2 separate regions of the Homo sapiens genome follow, and region 1 is linked to region 2. Evidence: read pairs that join two places in POLR2A ChIA-PET (ENCODE). Cell type or tissue: PC-9. All regions are shown on one strand. Each heading gives the region's core, and the rest is flanking DNA. Links, peaks and the distances in the headings are about the cores only.

What was found. Peaks named below come from ENCODE experiments on the same cell type or tissue, not always from the same donor. Only the 100,000 strongest peaks of a DNase experiment are listed, where the experiment ranks them.
Region 1: POLR2A ChIA-PET joins it to region 2 with 10 read pairs; 1 of 35 experiments calls an interaction of 5 or more read pairs at or near these places.

The regions. Positions count from the first base shown.
Region 1 is chr2:96,945,866-96,956,448 of GRCh38, reverse strand. FAM178B (family with sequence similarity 178 member B) reads left to right here. Exons shown (of 17, transcript NM_001122646.3): 7 at 4,965-5,070; 8 at 8,547-8,631. Among named protein-coding and RNA genes, the nearest start is that of FAM178B, 35 kb to the left of the region's middle. RefSeq lists enhancers at 5,146-5,785, 5,786-6,427. In PC-9, for the core only: CTCF peaks have their summits at 4,888 and 5,092 (motif pointing right); a DNase peak (open chromatin) is centred at 5,088.
Region 2 is chr2:97,961,532-97,972,114 of GRCh38, reverse strand. The region is part of intron 1 of TMEM131 (transmembrane protein 131); the gene reads left to right. Among named protein-coding and RNA genes, the nearest start is that of TMEM131, 29 kb to the left of the region's middle. RefSeq lists enhancers at 5,219-5,278, 8,894-8,973. In PC-9, for the core only: no CTCF peak of the experiment used is centred there; a DNase peak (open chromatin) is centred at 5,204; H3K27ac peaks cover 1,859 bases.

The DNA of each region.
Region 1 (10,583 bases), core at 2,064-7,063, 1.0 Mb after region 2:
GTCTGCGTCCCAGCAGCTGTCCTGTTGGACCTATCCAGGTTTATGTGCAAGAACCCTCTTCCCGGGGAGCCTGCCTTGGGAGTGCATGTGGTCCAGATGACCTGCTCATCCATCACCAAGCTAGCTGTGCATCCCAGGGTCAGTCCCCTGCCACCACAGTCACATGTCATTATGACGGAAGCTGATAACAGCTGATTGCAGGAGCTGAACTTTTTTCCTCCACCCTTGACAGTAATTCAAAAGGAAATCCAATGCTCCTGCATGGAAAAGTGTCAGGACCAAAGCCCACATCCCACTCGGGGGCGGAAGTTGGAAGGGTGGAGTTTGTCTGCCCTGCTCAGTTAGTCATAGGCCCCTCACAGTATTTGCAAGGACATTGGGGTGTGCGTTTGTCCTCTGGGTGCATCTGCCACTGTTGGTGCGAGGACCAGCGTGCTTTCCACAAGCCCGATGCATGGGCCAGGCCGTTCCTCCATGAATATCCAGCAGGCAGGGGAAGAAGGAGGTGGATGAGGCTCAGCTTCTCCCGGAGGCCCGGCAGCCCCGCCTCTTGTTTTGCCACTAGCTTCTCTTCCTGGAGGAACAGGCCAGGGTTGAAGCCCAGGTGCAATAAACCCAGCAGTTCTGAAGTATGGAGAGGGCTGAGCCTTCCAGCTGGCTGCATCTGCCCCCCAAAATAAAGAGCAAGCGGAGGTAGCAAGCAGGGCCATTATGGGATCCCTGAGTTTCTGCCTGTGGTAACACTCGCTTATTTATTTATTTATTTTTGGAACGAAGTTTCGCTCTTGTTGCCCAGGCTGCAGTGCAATGGGGCAATCTCAGCTCACTGCAACCTCTGCCTCCCAGGTTCAAGCGATTCTCCTGCCTCAGCCTCCTGAGTAGCTGGGATTACAGGCGCCCACCACCACGCACGGCTAATTTTTTTTTTCTTTTTTTTTGAGATGGAGTCTTGCTCTGTCTCCCAGGCTGGAGTGCAGTGGCGCAATCTTGGCTCACTGCAAGCTCCGCCTCCTGGGTTCACGCCATTCTCCTGCCTTAGCCTCCCGAGTAGCTGGGCCTACAGGCGCCCACCACCACACTTGGCTAATTTTTTGTATTTTTTAGTAGAGACGGGGTTTCACTGTGTTAGCCAGGATGGTCTCGATCTCCTGACCTCATGATCTTCCCACCTTGGCCTCCCAAAGTGCTGGGATTACAGGCGTGAGCCACCGCACCCGGTCTCGCATGGCTAATTTTTGTATATTTAGTAGAGACGGGGTTTCACCATGTTGACCAGGCTGGTCTTGAACTTCTAACCTCAGGTGATCCACCTGCCTTGGCCTCCCAAAGTGCTGGGATTACAGGCATGAGCCACGATGCCCGGCCAACACTCATTTTTATTTCATTTTTTTCTTGTTTTTAGTCAGGCCCATGCTCTGCTGCCCATGCTGGAGTGCAGTAGTACGATCACAGCTCACTGCAGCCTCCAACTCCCGGCTCAAGAGGTCCTCTTGCCTCGGCCTCCCAAGTAGTTGGGACCACAGGTGTGCACTACCATGCTTAGCTAAGTTTTGTATTTTTTTTTAGAGACAGGGTCTCACTGTGTTGCCTAGGCTGGTCTCAAATTCCTGGCCTCAAGCTATCCTCCTGCCTGGGCCTTCCAAAGTTCTGAGATTATAGACATGAGCCACTGCATCTGGCCTCTCTTATGTTTAAACAAAGAAAGAGAAAGCAAAAGGCCATAGGTGAACGCTTTGGTTGCTATTGGTTTCTATTGTATTTAGGCATTTTATTCAGACTGATTTGAGTAACTTGGCAAAGGCCCAGGAGCTGATACGTATAAATAACTACACTTGGTGTTTATCCTTCGGCCATCACTTGGGATTCTAAAGGCATTTAGAGACCTTGCCCTCTGGGACTGCTGCCCATAAAATAAATGAGGAGGTTGAGGCGGGAAGAATCTTCCCTTGGGTGTGATAAGGAACAGAAATTCCAAGATGAAGCTGGTCAGAGCTCTGCTTAGGAAGGCCCGTGTGCTGAGCCCAGCTGCCCCCATTTCCTGTCACTGGTTTTGCGGGTTTCCCCGTTGTAGCTGATGTCCTTCCCTCGCTTCCTTCTGCTCCAGTGGGCGGCGAGGGTGGAGGCAGACACCTGCCCACTGTCATTGCTGTCATGGCTGGGGATTAGCAGCTCCCTCCTCATCTCTAGTCACAGCTGAGGACTCCGATGGGAACCTCCCTTCATGGGATCCTCAGGTCTGACAGCTGGGGGCTTCCCACTCAGCCAGGCCTGCATGGTATCTGCTGCCGATGGAGGCTCTGTCCCTCTGTCTCTCCCTCCAGGGCCCTCCAACATTCTCAGGATAACTTCGGACCTCAGCATTGGCTTGGCCGTGGACAGAGGCACCCCCTTGGACCCAGCATCCGTGTTCTTGATGTGGGGACGTGACTCTGACAACAGCCAATTCTGTCACCCAAGGCGTTTGAGCTTTCACTGCACACACCTCCCACCCCCTTTCCTTTTTCCCTTTTCCTCCAGGCTTCCCAGCCCAGGTGCTGCTGTTGGGATCCTCCTCCTTTCCCCAGAGTTAAGGCATTGTCTGTGCACAAGGCCCATTCCCTGCCCAGCAGCCAAGCTTGAGGTCACCCTGTGATAACCTGAAGGGCGTGGAAGGGCTTGTGGCTGAGCCAAGGAGAAGCAGCACTCCCGTCCCACCGAGCATGCACTCGGCCTGCAGAGGGGAGTCCTTGCCTCTAACCCTAAACACAGAATTCCTTGAAAGCCAGTCACCTCAGGGCAGAGCAGGACTATGTCCTTTCTGGCTTTCTGTTGCTCCTGGTCCCATAGACAAAATTTTCTCAGCAGCAATGAACTCAGAGGCCAATCAATCATTTCTCTGGCAGAAACTGCAAAGCCCACATAGCAGAAGGGAGATGTTGCAACTGTGGGGTCTCTCCCTTGGAGCAGCAGTTAGAAATGTGTTGATCTGAGCCAACAGGGCCTTGTACAATCAATTCTCCCACTAAGAAACTGGCGGGGTGCCCCCTCCAGCAGAATGCCAGAGCCAGCGTCTCCTCAGAGTCCCTGAAGCGCCAGCCTCCTCACCACATGGCCCTTGTCGGGGTTCTGCCAACTTGCAAGGTCCTCCAGACATTGTTTACATGGGTATTGTCTGCGTTCGGGCTGCTGTGCATGTTCTTGAACCATGCGTCTTGCTGGGGTCAGTCCCTGAAAGTCTCCATGTGACCGGGCACGTGGATAGAATGGAGCATGCCAGCAGTCCTGGGGTGCACGTGTATTTGTATGTACAAACGAAGGTCTATTTCAGGGTGGTAAACTTCACAACCACAGGAACAAAGCTGCTTTCTCCTCTGAACTTAAATGACTTAGAGAAAAAACATGCAATTTGTAAACTGCCTGGACATTCTCAGAGAGACAGCAGCTTGGCTCAGAGGATAATCTTTGTTTTGTAGCATTCTGTTCCTGGCAGATTAAAAAATGATGTCCTTTTTAAAGGAGAAGGAGGAGAAGCAGAAGGAGGAGGTTGGGCTGACTGAAAAACTTTTTATCTAGGGTGGCAACGTTAAGTACTTTCTGAAATGTTCTTTGCATGCATTTGGGCCATTAAAAAGAAGAACAAATGTGACTTACGTTTTCATTTCCTGGAATCCATGTTAATGATCTTTGGGACGTGGTCTAGAGAGAGCAAGCAAAGATGGTGGTCACAAAATGCGCAGGACGTAGGAGAATCCTACCCCAAACCCAGGCTCTCTGGGGATGACCAGGAGCTCAGGAACGGTGACAAAGTCCAGCCAACCCCCTATAAAATGACTTCTGAAGCACCTTCTACCAGAGGCCCTACAACCATATGAAACATTTCAACAACTCATTTTGCAAAGATCTGGAATCTTGTAGGTCAAGGTGATCTACCGGGTCAGTGGTCCCCAAGGCAGGGCTCATCTCCACACCAGCGCCGATTTTGAGAGCTCCTGTTAGGAGGAAGAGGCCCGAGGGGGTGGTGTGAATGGGCACACGGTCACAGCCACAGCCGCGTGGCTGGTCTGAGCACGCCCCCATCCCTGGAATCTGGGACACTTGCAGCTCACATGGTTTCTGAAGAATCCTCTATGGAACTCTTGTTTGGTATTTCCTTCCCAGAATGTCTTCATCCCGGGCCCCTTTCTGTTATTTTCCGGTCTTCTCAGGTGTCCCCTTTGTATCTGAAAAACATAAGGCAGAGCAGAAACGCCCTGTGTAACCAGATCGCGAGACGCTGGCCTCGTGGGGGTAATCGTGCCCGCCCCTTGCAGCTGGAGGAACCCGAGGCTAAGACACCCACTCCTGGCCTCACTCCTCACCTTTCCACACCCTTGGCAAATATTCCACTTTCCCCTGTGGTCAAATGGAAAGGGCAGACTGCACTGCCCCACCATGTTTTTTTGTTTGTTTGAGACGGAGTGTTGCCCTGTTGCCCAGGCTGGAGTGCAGTGGCATGATCTTGGCTCACTGCAACTTCCACCTCCCGGGTTCAAGCAATTCTCCTGCCTCAGCTTCCCGAGTAGCTGGGATTACAGGTACATGCCACCATGCCTGGCTAATTTTTGTATTTTTAGTAGAGACAGCGTTTCACCATGTTGGCCAGGCTGGTCTTGAACTCCTGACCTCGTGATCTACCCGCCTTTGCCTCCCAAAGTGCTGGGATTACAGGCGTGAGCCACTGCCTCCAGCCACCCGCCATGTGTTTTAAACACCATGAGGTGTGTTCACGCAACATTCAAGAAGAGCAGGTGATTCTGATGCTAGCCTGGGTTCTTTTCCTTCTGACAGATCATGCACTGAGGGCTTGAAAAGCACATTTGTCTCTAGCGTTACAGATATGCTTCCCAACAGCCAGTGAAGCTGGGTAGTGACAGCCTCCCGCGGTGTCACCGAGACAAGTGTGCTGGCACAGAGGCCTCCCCTAACCTCAGCCCTCTGCCTCCCAGCTCCCCGCCAGCCCAACAGCTCTCCTTCCTGCGCAGTGGCCTCCTGAACATCCTCTACCTGCACATGCCTGACTGCCCGGTATCCCTGCTCCAGTGGCTGTTCCAGGTGAGGACCGCAGGCCTGCCACTAGGTGGCGGGAGCGCTGCAGTCTGGTGGCCCGGCAGGCCCACAGGCTGAGGGGTGGGCACTTCACCTCTTCTTGCCTTAGGTGCTGCTTGGCTGGGCTCAGGCTGGGAGGAGGGAGGAGAGCTGATTGGGCATCGATCCCCACAATGGTGCTAAGAATGCCAAGGCCAGGGAGGTGCAGGGGGTTCGCCTGTGGTCTCCCAGAGCGGCGAGCGCTGGGAGCCTCTGCTTCCCCCGAAGGTGTGTGTCTCTGGGTGCTGCCTGTGCCCTCACGTGGCTTTCCTGAGGGACCTGGTGTACCCAGTGGACTTACGGTCTAACCTCTCAGTGAATCGGTCCAAGCCCCTCAACAAGTGCTTCCTATGCAACAAAGCTAATTTCTTCACCAGCGATCACAGGTCCCTCATCCCATACGCAGCGGGAGGGCCGTTCAGGGCCCACGGCAATCCTGCAGTGCCTGGTTTGGATCCCTCGTGAATTTGGAGCCGAGGGTGCTTGGGCGTTTGAGCGTGTGCTTCCTGTGTGCAGTTGTAGCTTGGCTGGGAAAACCTGGAACGGCTGCTCTGGCTGTGCTGTTTTTTCCCTCCTGGTTGCTGCTAGAGCGTTTTGCCATAGGGGAACATACATTTTGCCCAGGGCTTGACACCTTTGCACAGAGAGAGGCAGTGAGAAGCCAGCAGGGACAGGAGCCAACCGCTGTGATCTGAATGCCAGGCATAAGGATGCCGTCCTGGCCTTGGTCCCCACCCAGAATCGTCCCTGTCTGGGGACAGGTGGGTCACAAGTTCCAGCTGGTCCCATTCCTGCCAGTTGGAGCCTGGACCCCAGCTGTAAATCAGAGCCATCATGTGGGGCGGATTATTCCAGGAACTGCTTGGCCTCGGCAGGCTGGCTGCAGTCCAGAGAGAGCCCTCCAGCTCTCCCTTCGTGCTCTGGGTCCTTCACCTTGCTCCTCCTTACCCCGGAGGAGGAAGACATGCAGCTTCTGGGGCCCTGGTATGTAGCTGCTAACCTTGTCAGCCCCCAATCCCCCACCCAAGGCCCAGAAGGAGCAGTGGGTGAGTAATGGGGAACAGTGGGGCCATTATTCCCCACGCTGGCGGTGCAGCCCCTGCTCCTTGCACAGTGTGTGACGGAACACACAATCGAGCATTGGGAGGCACAAAGGACCCATCTGAGACGGCACCCACAGAGGGGCCCTGCGTCACCCTGACACTGGCGTGGAGTGCCTTCCCGGGGGCGTGTCGGTTTCTTCCAGGTTCAGAGACCCCCATCCTGGGAGGCACAGACGAGCCTTCCCCTGCCTCTTTCCCCGTCTCCATCATGCTGCGAGGGGGCTGGAGGGGAGAGGAGTGCAGGACCCAGCCCTGAGGTCAGACAGACAGACTTGGTGTGAGTTCTGGCCCTGCCACCTACTCCTGTGTCGCTACAGACAGGTTTCTTAGCATCAGCTCTGTGCCTCGGAGCCAGGCCTGATGGGCCCATGTGGAGTTAAGTGGGACATCCGTGAGCTGCCTTGTCCTTGTGCCCCCACAGAGCTCTGCTCTGGGCCTGGGTGTCCTCTGTGAGGCACGCTGTTAGTGCAGAGTTCCAGTTCACATTCTGCAGGAAGGAGAGACAAAAGCTCCCATCCCCCATGGCTGAATCCAGATCCATGAAAGGGGTGCACTGGCTTTGGGGGGCCTTCTGGGCAGTGTCCTCAGGGGACTTAGAACCTCGAGCAGTTACTGGGGACTGTGGTTGTGGGAGGCAGAAACCCATGGGGGCTCCCTTCTGCAGGTGCGAGGGTGGTTCCTGAGGTCCCAGGGTAGGGGCATGCTGGGCCCCAGGAGGAGCTGGACCCAGGGATGGGGAAGGGTTGGGATCCTAGGACTGGCCTCTGCTGCTGTCTCCCTGCAGGTTCCATGGCCAAGTAAGGCCAGACCCTTTTCCCAAATCTGGTTCCTCAGGAAGGAGAATCTGGTTAGGCTAAGAGGGGTTAAGTGGTCCCCTTGTCCAGTCAAAGGCAACTCGGGAAGTGGGGTCCCAGGGCTGCTGGGGCCATGCCTGTACCTGGGGTCCCTACTGAGCCAGGGCGTGGGTGAGGGGGGCAGACTGCTCCAACCCTGCTCCTTCGATGTTCTTGGAAAGGACAGCCTGAGTTCTCTCTCAGGGACTCGATCCCGTGTACTCCTCCCTGGGGCTTTAATAGGGTGTGCATGGGCACTGGCTGAGCTGTGCCCTCGTGTGGGCCAGCCTTGCCGGGAGAGTGGACATCAGCAGGAGGTGTACACCCTCAATGAATGTATGTTCTTGTTGGGAGAGACTCAAGTGTTCAGCCATGAAAATGTTGTAGGAAGTTACAACAGGAGGAGAAAGGCAGAGTTCTAGATGCCGACCGGAGGGCATCCACGCAGGCTTACTGGGGGGGGCGTGCTTGGGAACCACACCTGTGAGGGAGGGAGAGTATTTGCCCCCAGGAGTCCCACTGGGCTCTGGAGCCCGGTGACCCCTTTAGAGTTGACCCAGTTGAGGCGAGGTCTCCAGCCTCGGCCAATTATCAGACGCAGACACTTGGTGAGGGCTGTGACCTTGCACTAGGTGCTCCCTCCAAGGTCAAGGCTCAGAGAGGGTCCTGGGCTCAGGGCCCTGGCAGCGACACTGCCCAGCCCCTGGAGGAACAAGAGCCTCAGTCCTGAAAGGAGATGTGCCCACAGTGCCCACAAGGCAAACTTTTCTGGGTACTGGGGAGGAACGATGTCATGCACAGCATGGCTGCCACTGTCGTGAACTTGGTGAGTGCCCCTAGACCAGATGGCACCTGTGGGCTGCTGCTGTCCCATTGCTTATTCCCTTGTCAGCCTCTCTGCATGTTTCCAAACCCCAGCTTCTGACTGTCAGGCTCCAGGAGCATTCAGATAAGGATCCCAGAAATGACCACCCTGCCCTTGTTTGAGGACCTGTGTTCAGTACCAAGGACCGTCTAAGCTGGTGGTCTCAGATGACAGTGTGTTAAGGCGCTGACCTGGAAATGATTTGAGGATCACAGAGAGGGCCCACCCTGTGATTGTCCTGCTGCCTGTGATGAGTGCAGGCATGCTTTCTCTCCCCTTACGCTGGGCCCTGCCCTGGAGGGGCATGGCTATGACCACAGGGAGCGAGGGGCAGAGGGACCAAGACCCCCATGCCAGGAGGTGGACGGAGTAGGAGGTTTCAAGTGGCACAGACCTGGGTGTCTGGGCCTGAGTGCTGGCTTTGCCGCTCAAGGCTGTGTGACTCTGGCAAAGTTGTTTGACTTCTCTGAGCTTGGTTTTCCATCCTCTAATTGGCAACAATGACAATGTCCTTCTACCACACAGACTTATGAGAATTAAATGGGATTTATTTAACGTGGAGTAATAGAAGTTTGCTACTATTGCTTCTTAGGAATGACCCAGCTCACCAGGTTTTTGTTTTTGTTTTTTTTTTCCACCTAGCTGCTGACATGGCCTCCAGAAACATCTTTGGGAGCCTTTGGTCTTCTGTGGGATCTCATTGTGGATGGAATCTTCCTTCAGCCTGGTCAGTACTGGGATGCAGGGTGGAGATTGGCGCACTGAGCTCCCAAGCCTGTGATACGTGACTCTCAGTGCCCAGAGCCCAGCTGCAGGCGAGATGCTGGTGGGACATTGCATCCAGGGTGTAGAGGCATCAGGCCATCTTTGGCTCAGGCTCCAGCATTAGTAAAAAGCTGAACCAACAGGCTCCTCGGCACCTTGAACTGGCCTCAGATCTCAGCCCCTGTGGCCACGGCCAGGCTGACCTCACAGGCTCTTGGGATCCCAGAGCAGTCCAGGACAGTGGGTTCAGACTGAGACAGTCTCTAGGTCTGAGGGGACAGCTCACCCCCAAGTCCTTCCTGAAAGCGCCGGTTAGCTTGAGAGGGTTCCAGGAATATCCGCATCAAATCAGGGTGCTCCTTGGGTTGGAGTCACCAAAGGGAAGAGTCTGAAGCTGTCTCCCTCACTGACAGCCTTCTTTGGCTGATAGGACATCCACAGTGCCCCTGAGTTTGGTCTGGGTGGGAATGAGAGCCTCAAGCTGGTGCCTTGGTTGTGGCATTTAGGAGGTATATTTAATTCCTCTTTATAATGCTTTTGGATGTTCAGAGTTCCACAGAAGGAATTAATTTCCCCCCCTAGTGGCTGCACCCTCCCTAGACTGTCATCATTTGGTACCTGAACCTAGACACTTTGGCACCAAAAAATATCATGTAACCAGTTGAAAGTTGCTTAAGCAGACAGTAAGAGGGACTCCCAGGTGGTCAGACCCCGCCTCTGCCCCAGCTGTAGGCTGCTCACCCCAGAGCAAGAAAGCACATGGCCCTGAAGGCCAAGGCCAAGGATGTACCATGAGCCCCCAGCCCTTTAAGTTTCTGCTTTTGTGCCTCTTCTGCTTCAGGAGTTGGCTGAGCTGGAGCCATCTGTCAAATTAGAGCATTCCAGACTCCTCCGCCCCTGCCCTCCATGGAGCCCTCTAAGCGAGGTCTTCTGAGTAGCACCAGTCTCAGTGCCCTCTCCCTTTTCGTAACCTCTGCCCCTGTAGCCCCCGATGCACTTTGGAGCCCCAGGGGCCGCCTCTGCGGCATGCCTGCCCTTTAGGGGAACAGAGGCTTCCCTTGTCCTGCTCCCTGCAGTGGTATGTGTCTCCTCCGCTGAGGCAGAGGGGATGCCCCACTCTCCTTTGCTTCTTGCCACGTTGTCTCTGATGCGCTCCCCATTAGGAAGGATCAGAAACAAGCTCTTGAGTCCCCTGTCAGCTTAGCTCTGGCTCTTCTAACTCCAGAGCATCTCCTGTGGCCACTACCTGAGAGCCCAGCCTGGGATTGTGTTTCCCTGCCCAGGGGACCAGGGACTGGCCTACAGAATTCCATGCCTGGGGTCGGGATCTCAACTGGTATGGGGAAAGTGAGAGGCCCGGTCCATTAGAGAACTGAATGCAGGGACTTGAGCAGATAGTTGCGTACCCAGGTTCTTAGCAGCATTGTTCACAATAGCTAAGAGGTGGAAGCAACCCAAGTGTCCACCCGTGAATGGATAAACCAAATGTGGTACATACATACAGTGGAATATTACTTGGCCTTAAAAAAGGAAGGAAATTCTTTGAATGTCCATGATGTATTATTTTAAAAAAAGAGGAAGGAAATTCTGACACATGCTACAAGATGGATGAACATTGAAAACATTACGCTGAGTGAAATAACATACAAAAGAACAAACACGTATATGAGTTACCCAGGGTAGTCAAATTCATATTCCATGTATATGAGGTACCCAGGGTAGTCAAATTCATAGAGACAGAAAGTGGAATGGTGGTTACCGGGGGCTAGGGGAAGGAGAGAGTGGGGAGTTACTGTTTAATGAGTACAGAGTTTCAGTTTTGCAAGAAAAAAGAGTTCGGAGATGGATGGTAGTGGTGATTGTACTACAGCGTGAATGTACTTACTACCACTGAACTGTGCACTTAGAAATGGT
Region 2 (10,583 bases), core at 2,500-7,499:
TGCCTCAGCCTCCCGAGTAGCTGGGATTACAGGCATGTGGCACCACTCCCGGCTAATTTTTGTAGTTTTAGTAGAGATGGGGTTTCACCATGTTGGCCATGCTGGTCTCAAACTCCTGACCTCAAGTGATCCACCCAGCTTGGCCTCTCAAAGTGCTGGGATTATAGGTGTGAGCCACTGTGCCCGCTCCTTTCTTTTGATGACAGTGAAGAATTGTCTATATAGGATTTTATTTTATTTTGCTTATTTTTTTAAGACAGGGTCTTGCTCTGTCACCCAGGCTGGAATGTAGTGGTGTGATGGCAGCTCACTGCAGCCTCGACCTCTGGGGCTCAAGCAATCCTCCTGCCTCAGCCCCCTGAGTAGCTGGGACTATAGGCATGCACCACCATGCCCAGCTAATTAGGATTTTCTTTTTAACCTACACACAGTAAGACATTATTAGAAACAATGAGACTACAAACCTATACTTTAAAAATGTGTTGGTTATATATAGCCTGTCTGTCATACATAGCATTTAGAAGTAGCTTATTTTAATTTCAGGTATGATTCAGAAAACTTTATGGATTATTTCACAAAGTTTTGATTTGAGAATTTCTCAGCCCATTGCATTTGGCAACGTATAGAAACTTTCAAGCTTGGGAAATTGATTGATAGCCACAAATGTAATTTTAGATCAGTATCAACTGTCTTATATTTCAGTATTTTTTTTCTTTTAAAATTGAAGAATGGTATATTTTCCCCCCTTCCTCCACTTATCACAGCTAATGCCTTATGTTCTTTGTTGCTTTTGTCACGTGGAACACCTCCTTGTGTGCTATTTTCCTGTCAGGACTTCAGTGTGTCATCCCCCACATTGTCAGCAATTTCAGTGATCTCTGAAAAAGCCCAGGATTTTCTCCCTGACCTTTACCCAGTGCCCTTTGTAAAGGGTTATGTATACCTGATTTGATGGAATAATTTATGTATAGCAGCTCTGAGCTGAAGTTAGCACTTTTGCTTCCATAACTGTCTTCATATTGTATTTGACTCCCATCTTCTTCATATGTTTAAATAATTATTGATAGAATTCTAAAGTAGTAGTTTATTTAAGCCAGAAGTTAATGTGCAAGGTGAATAATAATTTTAATCATTCTTTATACTCCCCCCACCATAGGCTACATTAAAAACAAACCCGGCTTTTATTTGTCCAAGAATGGTTGAGTGTCAGTAGGTCAGTAGAGCCAGTTCCAGAGCACATAGTCAAGCCAGCAGGTATTTGTAATACCTTCTCTTCTGCTGCGTTCTGCTTGCTTCTACTTGCACACTCCTGGGTAAAAGTGAATGAGATATGTCCAGCATGGCAGACCACCAGAAGTTGGCCATAGCACTCAGCACTTTGTCCTTGCTTCAGGAATAGGCCCAGATGGTTACTCTTCTCTGGCCACAATCCTGGGACCAGAAGCCCAGTCAGCAGAGCACCTGCTCTTCCACCAGGCTGGTTTGTGCCTGGAGTGAGTGGTGAATAGATGAGGTCAAGGCTTTGCAAATGGATGGCTTTTCTTCACGTATTGGTTTATCATTTACTTGTTGTGTGTGTCCTTGGGCAAATTATTTGTGGACCTTTCTCAACTGTACAGTGGGCATAAACATGCTTAATAGAGTTGCTAGGCACTTTGCCATAGGTCTTGAAATGTTAGTTTTCAGATATGTTTGCAGATTAGGCGTGCTATCTTTTGTCTCCTCTCTCTGTACTGTTTCTTTTGGCCTATGTCTCTATTTACCTCCTCCCGCACCTTGCCTCCAGTGAAAGAAACCAGGCATGGAGCATTTGTCTCTTGGATCAGCCTTGATACCCTTATGCTCCCTACTGAGCAGTTCCTTGGGGCCAAGGGGAGTCTAAGGCCATCCCCAAAAGAGGTAGCCATTTCTTTAAGGTACTGTGTTTTATTTATTCAAATTTTGCATTCCGTTTCAGTATCCATGCTGGTTCCAGTAGAAAAACAGATTTTCCCAAGTGGATACACCTTAAGATGTGTCTCATGCTTTGTACTTAGGGCTCACAATAGCACGTTTCTGGAAACATTTCTGTGTTTCAGCAGTACTATAACAGTCATTCTTCATCAACAAGGAGAATGGAATGGAATGGAATGTTGCCAGGGTCTTGGTTCACAGAGGTAGACTAACTTTGACCTTCCTGGGACCCTGAACAACTCCACATCAGACAGATCGTTGTGAAAGGCACTGAGTAACATTTAGATAAGTGGATGATTTTGCATTTTTTACAGTAACATCAGAAAGTCCAGTGTTGTATGAAACACTGCTTATTAATAAAGTAAGAGCATGTGGTTAGATATCAGCTACTTGTAGGAGAATATGCGTGGCTTTCAGTTTCATAGTTCTATTCCTGCAGATTTTTATTGCATCAACTTGTTTTATTTGAGCAGTTTGTGTACAGTGATGTATGGAATAATCTTCACCAAATAGTGTGTAGATATGTTTTTGACTCATAGCAGAATAAGTACTCTAAGGCCTTAGAATAGTAGCCTGGGAAGACAAATGTTAGCACAGAAAGATACATCATTCTTAGATAGCCAAGAAGACCTGCAGGTGTCATTAATTAGCATCTGAAAAGGAAATATTTTGGAAAACATAAATAATACAGGCAGTTAGGTGTCTGCAGCCAGAGAGTTAGAGAAGGAAAGAAGTAACAGACTAATGGAGGGGAGTTGTCAGGGAAGGAGGTGTTGGGGCAGAAGGGCCCAAACATGGGGAGCTTGGTGGAGGGCCTGGAAGAAACTGGTGATTAAAGCAACAATTGTCTGTCTAAGCACACACACCCTTACCCTGCCCCTATCATTAGGCGGCTGGCCTTATGATATGTACTGTGTACAGGGTAACTTCTCTTTTGTACAATTGAAGATAAAAGGCTTAATTTATACATGTCTAGTGGTCATAATACATCAACAAATTGCTCTTAAATGAGTTAGTTTGTCAGCTGAATTAACTAACATAAATGTTGTCATATCCTTTTCCTTTTTTTTTTTTTGAAACAGAGTCTGTCTCTGTCACCCATACTCAAGTGCAGTGAGTGGCACAATTATGGCTCACTGCAGCCTCGATCTCCTAGGCTCATGTGATCCTCCCATCTTAGCCTCCCAAGTAGCTAAGACTAGAGGTGCGCCTCCAGGCCCAGCTAATTTTTTTTTTTCTTTAGTAGAGATGAGGTTTCACTCTGTTGCCCAGGCTGGTCTCGAACTCCAGACCTCTAACCATCCTCCCACTTTGGCCTCCCAAGGTGCTGGGATTACAGGCAAGAACCAGTGCGCCTGCCCGATATCCTTATTCTGATGGGAAGGATGTGCCTTAGCAAACTGGTTCAAATGAGAAGTTGGGGAAGGAGTATAATCTTCTGGATAATGGGAGCCAGGAAACTTGCCAGGTCTCGTCTTCACTACGCACAGATGAGTGGGAGATGTTGGGAGTCACTCTTGCTTTGTGCAGGCTTCCCTACAAACATGTCAGCACTGCTTGGCATACTTCCTGAAACTTATGTTTTTGTCTGAACATTGCCCCTCCAAAGGGAGAACTCATTTTCCGAGACCCTACTGCAGGGAGATAGGAGTGCCCACTGTGTTGTCTGAAATGTGTGTGGTACACAGCAAGTGCTCAGTAAGTCTCAATTCAGTTGAAAGTTGAATTACACACTGACAGGCAGGTTCATGACTATTCCCATGTTTACGTCCGAAGTTCATGTTGGTGTCTCAAAGTGTTAACACTTAAAATATTAAAACACCACATTGAGATATACATAATATATAATATATATATAATAAAGGAAACATAGACCCTCTGCGCCCTTATCTGGTAGTCACTCCTCGGTTCTTATCTGGTCACTAGGCTAGACAGAACACCAGCAAATTAATTCGTTAATTTTTATTCAGTAGGTGCCATGTCTTAGGCTGGGTGTAGAAAGATAATGACACAATTCTGGCTTTGCAAGAGCTTTCAGTGTGGTGGAGTGAACAGGCCTACAGATGGATGCTGAGTTATAAGTGGTTGCCAGGATAGGTCGGGTGCTGGGGACAGGACTTAGTGTACTAGGGCATTACTTAGAATAAGTAACTCATTTTGAGGTCTTAGGCAGTAAGACATTATAGCCTTGTTATGTGTCTGTGTCTCAGAGTTCTGAGATTTTTCTTCTGTGCCTCCCACCTTAAAAAACCTCTCCAAAAAAAAAAACAACCTAAAAAAAGTGGCGTAAGACATCCCAACAGGATGTGTTACATGGGAAGACAACATGGTATGATAAGAAGAGCATCGAGGCTCTAGTGCTTACTAGCTCTGTGACCTTGTACAAGTTACTTATCCCTGAGAGTCTGTTTCCTCTTAGACTAAGTGGGAATAAAAGTATTCTGTGGAATGTTGAAGAGGTTAAACTTTTGGTTTGAGGATGCTTAATCTATTTAGCTTCATCTTCTCTCCCCCCACTATCAACCCTCTTGAAAAATTTTCCATTGCACCGTTCGAATTAGTTGAGTATACAGTTTTTTATTATAAGCAGTTTGTTACTTATTAAATTTCTTATTTCCATGTGATCTTTATACTCTTTTTTTTTTCTCTTTCCTTTCTGACAATTTGTCTGTACCCAGGGAATTTAAATAAATAAACATTTCATTTTGTAGTCACATATGAATAAATTTACACACTGTACTGTTTTATGTTACACTTCCTGTTTTCTGTCAGTGTGCATCTTTCATGCAACCAGTATATTTTTCAGTACACTGCTGGGTCCTTGGATATGTTTATGAGTAAGATAGTAATTAGCTTCCAAGAATTTTTTTGTTAGAGACAGGCATAAACAATTACAGTGTAAGATTAAAGGTACATATTAATATGTGTGTGCCACAGGAGAGAGCTAGGTTGACTGTATACACAGACCTGTGTATCAGTCAGCTTATGAAATTAGAGAGGACAGTTCTAATGGGGCATTAGGTCTGGATCTGAGTAACTCCCTTTTATGGTGAGTCAAAACAATACTCCATAAGTTCCATCTGACTCACCGCCCCCATCTAAGAAGTGTGCCGTTTGTTTGTTTGTTTGTTTGTTTGTTTTAGGTGGTGGGCAGGTGTGGTTGAATTCACACCTGTGAACACCCCTGGAACAAGTTTGGTCAAAGCAAGGGCTTGTCTTCGTAAGTGATTAGTCTTGTCATCTTATATGAGGGACCTGCCTGGCTACCTTTCTCAGTGGTGTAGAGAGTAAACAGACTGCTGACTTGGAATATGGGCTTGACTGTGACCTTGAGCAAGTTAACTAGTCCTCATGTGTCAGCTTCCTAATTTGTTTAATGGGGATAATAGGAATACCTGTCTTCTAGGGTTGGTGTGAGTATTGAATCATCTGTAGGGCTTGGTATGTAGTAAGTGCTGGATTAGTGCTAGCTCTTGTTGCATATTCATGTTATGTTTGACTCTGGACTACTTGTGTAATCCCAGGTGAGCCAACTTGAAGCTATTTTCAGTTGGACCAGACCAACTCCTTAGTCTGAAGGTAATCCATGTAGTCAGCTCAACAAACATTTATTGAGGGCCACTGTGTCAGACACTGGATTGGTCGTTGGAACCTAAGAGATGAAGAAGGGGTGATTCCTGGCCTCAAGTAGTTTATACCTTTTATTTATTGTGTTCTCTTTAGTTTCTCAAAATACTTTTAAGATCAAGACATTCAAAGAATTAAGATTTGAAGAGTGGAAGAAATTTTAAAAAATTAGGAAAGGGTTCTTTTAAAGTAATGTATTAGGTAATTTAGGGAGAAATTGTCCCTTCCAGACTCTGTTAACCACCCGGAAAGATTTTGTCTGAGTCGAATGCCAGACACCTTGCTGGTTTAACTACTGCTAAGTTATGTTGCAGTGAGCAGAGAACAGCCGATTTACCCTGTGAGGCTTACATGTTCAGTGTATGCATTGTCAGCTCTAGTAATTATTCTAACATACTAGATATTCATGATAGAAATTTGTTTTATGACAAGGGAAAAATATACCCCTGTCAAAATGATAGCAAATAAATTTGATAATTTTGCAATTTAAGTTTTTTTTTAAAAAATTGCTTTTGTTCAATTTTTTTGTTTCTAGGCTTTGCTTACTTTCTCTTTTACTGAATTATCCTTGCATTACTGTTCTTTTTCTACTCAAATTTTTAGCTCTAGCAGGAAAAGCCACCCTAGGAAAATTGACTAATGCCATCTAGTTCTACCTTTATGTGAATTTCAGGGTTACATTTAAATCACTTCTCCATGGGCAGGCAAAAGAAAGGTAGAAAATAGCTTTTGAAGTTAGCCTGTCTAGGAGTAGGTAATTTTACACAATCTAAATTCACAGGAGAATTTCTTCAGATTTTTAGGAGCAGTAATTTTCATTACACATTCCCTAATTTCATTAGGAAATTTTTAAGTAATCTGTGCTGTTTGTGAGATTAGATGAATTGGTGCCCAGCCATGGGGCTTGTCACAGCCATCCAGATTCATCATTCCTGGTGTCCACTTGGTGCTTAGCAGCGTGGCCCTTGGTAGTAAGTGGTAGCTATTATGTGCCAGGTAATCTATGCAGTAGTGCCTGTTTTAAAAATGTTGGAGAAACCAGCCCCACACCACCTGGCGGGTACCCCGAGTCCAGCGGAGACAAAGGAGTTAGAAAGAGACAGAATAAGAGTTTAAAAGGTGGGTCCAGGGGACCAGAGTGTCAGAGGCTTGCTCACAGCCCGGAACTCTCAGCCTCCACCCAATTTATTGGTTTACAAGCTCTTTGTTCTTAGGGTAGATGGGAGGGGTACGAAGCGATGAGGAAAAGAATTAATCGGTGAAGGAGAACTCGTCAGTCATTCAATAAGATATATAGCAGTGGCGGTTTCTGTGAATTTCCCCAAGCAAAGGCGTGTGTCTAAACGGCTTAAGATCTTTAACTTACCGGGACTGAAATGGGTGGGAGTGGGTTTCAAGAGGAACCAAGATGTTTGATTATACTCCACTGTTTCAAGGGAGTGTTATTTCCCCGAGCAACCTGTGGCATGCCGCGGAGCTCTTACGCTCTTGGGGCATAAAGACATGAAGGCAATAAGGAGACTTTTCTCCTCAGAGGCCGCCCATGGCTCCCAGTGGGTGTCTCACACAGGGGAGACCAACTCATCTGGCACCCTAGAAACTCTCTTTCCCACAAAAAAGAATTGTATCTATATTTTATAGATGAAGAGACTGAGGTTGTAAAGACCAAGAGTCAGTGTTTTCCCAAAGTTTGCTGATAATAGTGTGTATTAATTTACTGCTTGGTAACTTATTTCTGTTTTATAGATTAGTATCTTCCTTCCCAGGATTTGTTGGAATTAAATAAGAATAGTGCATGCAGATTGCATAGTACAGTGTCAGGATGTAGAAAGCATTTAGGAGATATGGTTAGACATTTTACTTGGGTTATTTCTGTTTCGATGTGTTTTTCTGTCTGGGAGTAAACAGGTGGTTTAAGGAAAAATCTTGATTGCAGTAGAATTGACTTAGTCAAGGACGTATATTTCAAATGTGTGTTTAACAAGCTTGATATGATAAAAATAGATCCAATTCTTAGTTGCATGTGATTTTTGCTTTCCTCTGTAATATTTATTTGACTGTTTTAAAGAAATTATGGAAAACATTGACTTCTTTCCCAACTGTATTTCCCTGCAATTTGTTTGCAGTGGAACTGAATTTACTCTAAAGAGGAGGTATGTGGCTTGCATATCATTTTCAGTAATAGGAAGTGACATGAGCAAAATTGCAAGGAAACAGAGATTAGAGACCAGCCTTGAATAAATCCAGTATAAAAGTAGAATGCCTTAACATTTCTCCTAATTTCCTAAATTGTATTACAGCAGTATTTTTGACCTTGTAGGTGGTGGTCTCCTTTATTATTATTATTTTGTCTGGGGACATAGGAGATTTCTTGAGAAAGACCTTTAACTGCAGCTGTATGTGGTAATAAGTGTGTAGGGATTGCTGTCATTCTATTAGTAGAACATTCAGGAATGTGAATGCTTGATTTGCCAGTTTCCTTGGAAGTCGGTTGGAGTATTAGAATATTACTGTACACTATACCTGTGCCACTTTTATGTAAGCCTGTTAGAACTGGATTCTGGAAAACATTTATATTTGAGAAGTTAACTTATTCTTCCAAATATTAATTCATTCTGTATCTAGATATTTCAGACTTTTAGCAAAAATTTACCACTATGCATTTGCATAGAAGAAAAACTTTTAAAAATATGTGATGTAGTATAAACATCTGATTTATAAGTGAAGATAAAATTATTCTAGCTTATATATAACAACAACAACAAAGGGAAATTATTCTAGCAATCTCAAAAATTCTTATTGTATTTATTTATTTTTTGAGATGGAGTTTTCACTCTTGTCACCCAGGCTGGAATGCAGTGGCGCGATCTCCGCTTACTGCAACCTCCGTCTCCCTGGTTCAAGCGGTTCTCCTGCCTCAGCCTCCTGAGTAGCTGGGATTACAGGTGCCCACCACTAAGCACAGCTAATTTTTGTAATTTTAGTAGAGACAGGGTTTAGCCATGTTGGCCAGGCTGGTCACAAACTTCTGACCTCCAGTGATCTGCTCACCTCAGCCTCCCAAAATTCTGGGATTACAGGCATGAGCCACCATACCTGGCCTGCAATCTCAAAAATTCTTAAAGCTGACTGGTTCCTGAGACCTTAAGGAAACAAAAAAGCTATCAAAAATTAGTAAAGCTCCTTTTCTCCCACTTTTAACATACAAGAAATTAATAAAAGACAGAAATGAGGTGACATCTATGTGCCTTCAGGGTATTAAGAGCCCAGGGTAATAACCTACTTTAAAACAATGCTGTAAGGTTGAACATGACTAAACTTGTGCCAGCTTTCTTTTTCTTTCCTTTATGTTTTAGCCAACTCTATTGAGGTATAATTTGCATACAGTAATATTCACTAGTTTGAAGTGTGCATTTTGATTAGTTTCATAAACATACAGTTGTGAAAATGGCACCATCTTAATGTAGGACATTTCCATCATCTCAGAAAGTTCCCCTGTGCCTGTTAGCAATCAGTGCCTTTTCCTCATCACTGGTCTCAGGCAACAACTATTGCTCTGCTTTTTGTCACTTTCTGTAGCTGCTGCGTGGTCTAGAATTGTAAATAAATGGAATCATACTACATGCAGTCTTTTGTTTTGACTTGTTTCAGTTTGCATAATGCTTTTGAAATTCACGTTACATTTATCATGTTTGTTTCTTTTTATTGCTAAGTAAACTACAATTTAGTTTTTTACCTGTTAATAGATTTCTGGGTTGTTTCAAGTTTAGGGCTATTATGATTAAAGCTTTTATGAAGGTTTAAGTAAAAGTTTTTTTGTGGACAAATATTTTCATTTCTCGCAAGTAATACCTGGGAGTAGATTGATGAGTTGTATGGTAAGATTATGTTTAACTTCAGAAGAAACTGTCAAACCATTACCAGCAGGATGTGAGAGTTCCAGTTGATTTTACAGTATGTCTTTCCCCAACACTTGATGTTGTCAGTCATTTCAGTGGGTACTTAGTGGTATTTCATTATAGTTTTTTTTTGAGACGGAGTCTCACTCTGTTGCCCAGGCTGGAGTGCAGTGGCGCTATCTCAGCTCACTGCAAGCTCCACCTCCCGGGTTCACACCATTCTCCTGCCTCAGCCTCCCAAGTAGCTGGGACTACAGACACCCGCCACCACGCCCGGCTAATTTTTTTGTATTTTTAGTAGAGATGGAGTTTCACCCTGTTGGCCAGGATGGTCTCAATCTCCTGACCTTGTGATCCACCTGCCTCGGCCTCCCAAAGTGCTGGGATTACAGGCGTGAGCCACTGCGCCAGGCAGCCTTTTCATTTTTTAAGCAGCGTTTTTTGAGAGTAAATATTTTAAATTTTAATGAAGTACAGTTTTTCAATTTTTTCATTTACAGGTCTGTGTATATTCTGTATCCTGTAAGAATTTTTGCCTACCACAAGATCACAAAAATTTTCTCCTGTGTGTTTCTCTAGAACATTATAGTTTTAGCTGTTTATTTAGGTCTGTAATCCATTCTGAGCTAATTTTTATATATGGTAGGAGGTGGGAGTCAATATTCATTATTTGCGTATTCAAATAATGGGAATATGTAAATAATGCATATTGCAATAGGGAATAGAACACAAAAGCATGCTTTTTGTTGTTGTTGACTTTTAAAATATTGACCTACAATTTCCCGTAAGTTCACTTTTTAAAGTGCATTTGCATATTCAGCTGTTGCAGCACAATTTATGAAAAGACTTTCATTTTCCTCCATTGAGTTGCTTTGGCACCTTTATTGAAACTCAGTTGACCATGTATTTGCGTGTCTGTTTTTCGATTTTCAATTCTGTTCTGTTGATTTACATATCATTTTGTCAGTTCTGTATTAGCTTGGTTACGGCAGTCTTTTAGTAAGTCTTTAAAGGGAGGCAGTATGAATACTGCAACTGCTTTGGCTGTTTTAGTTACTTCCATTTCCATGTAAATTTCAGACTTGTCAATTTCGAAAACAACAA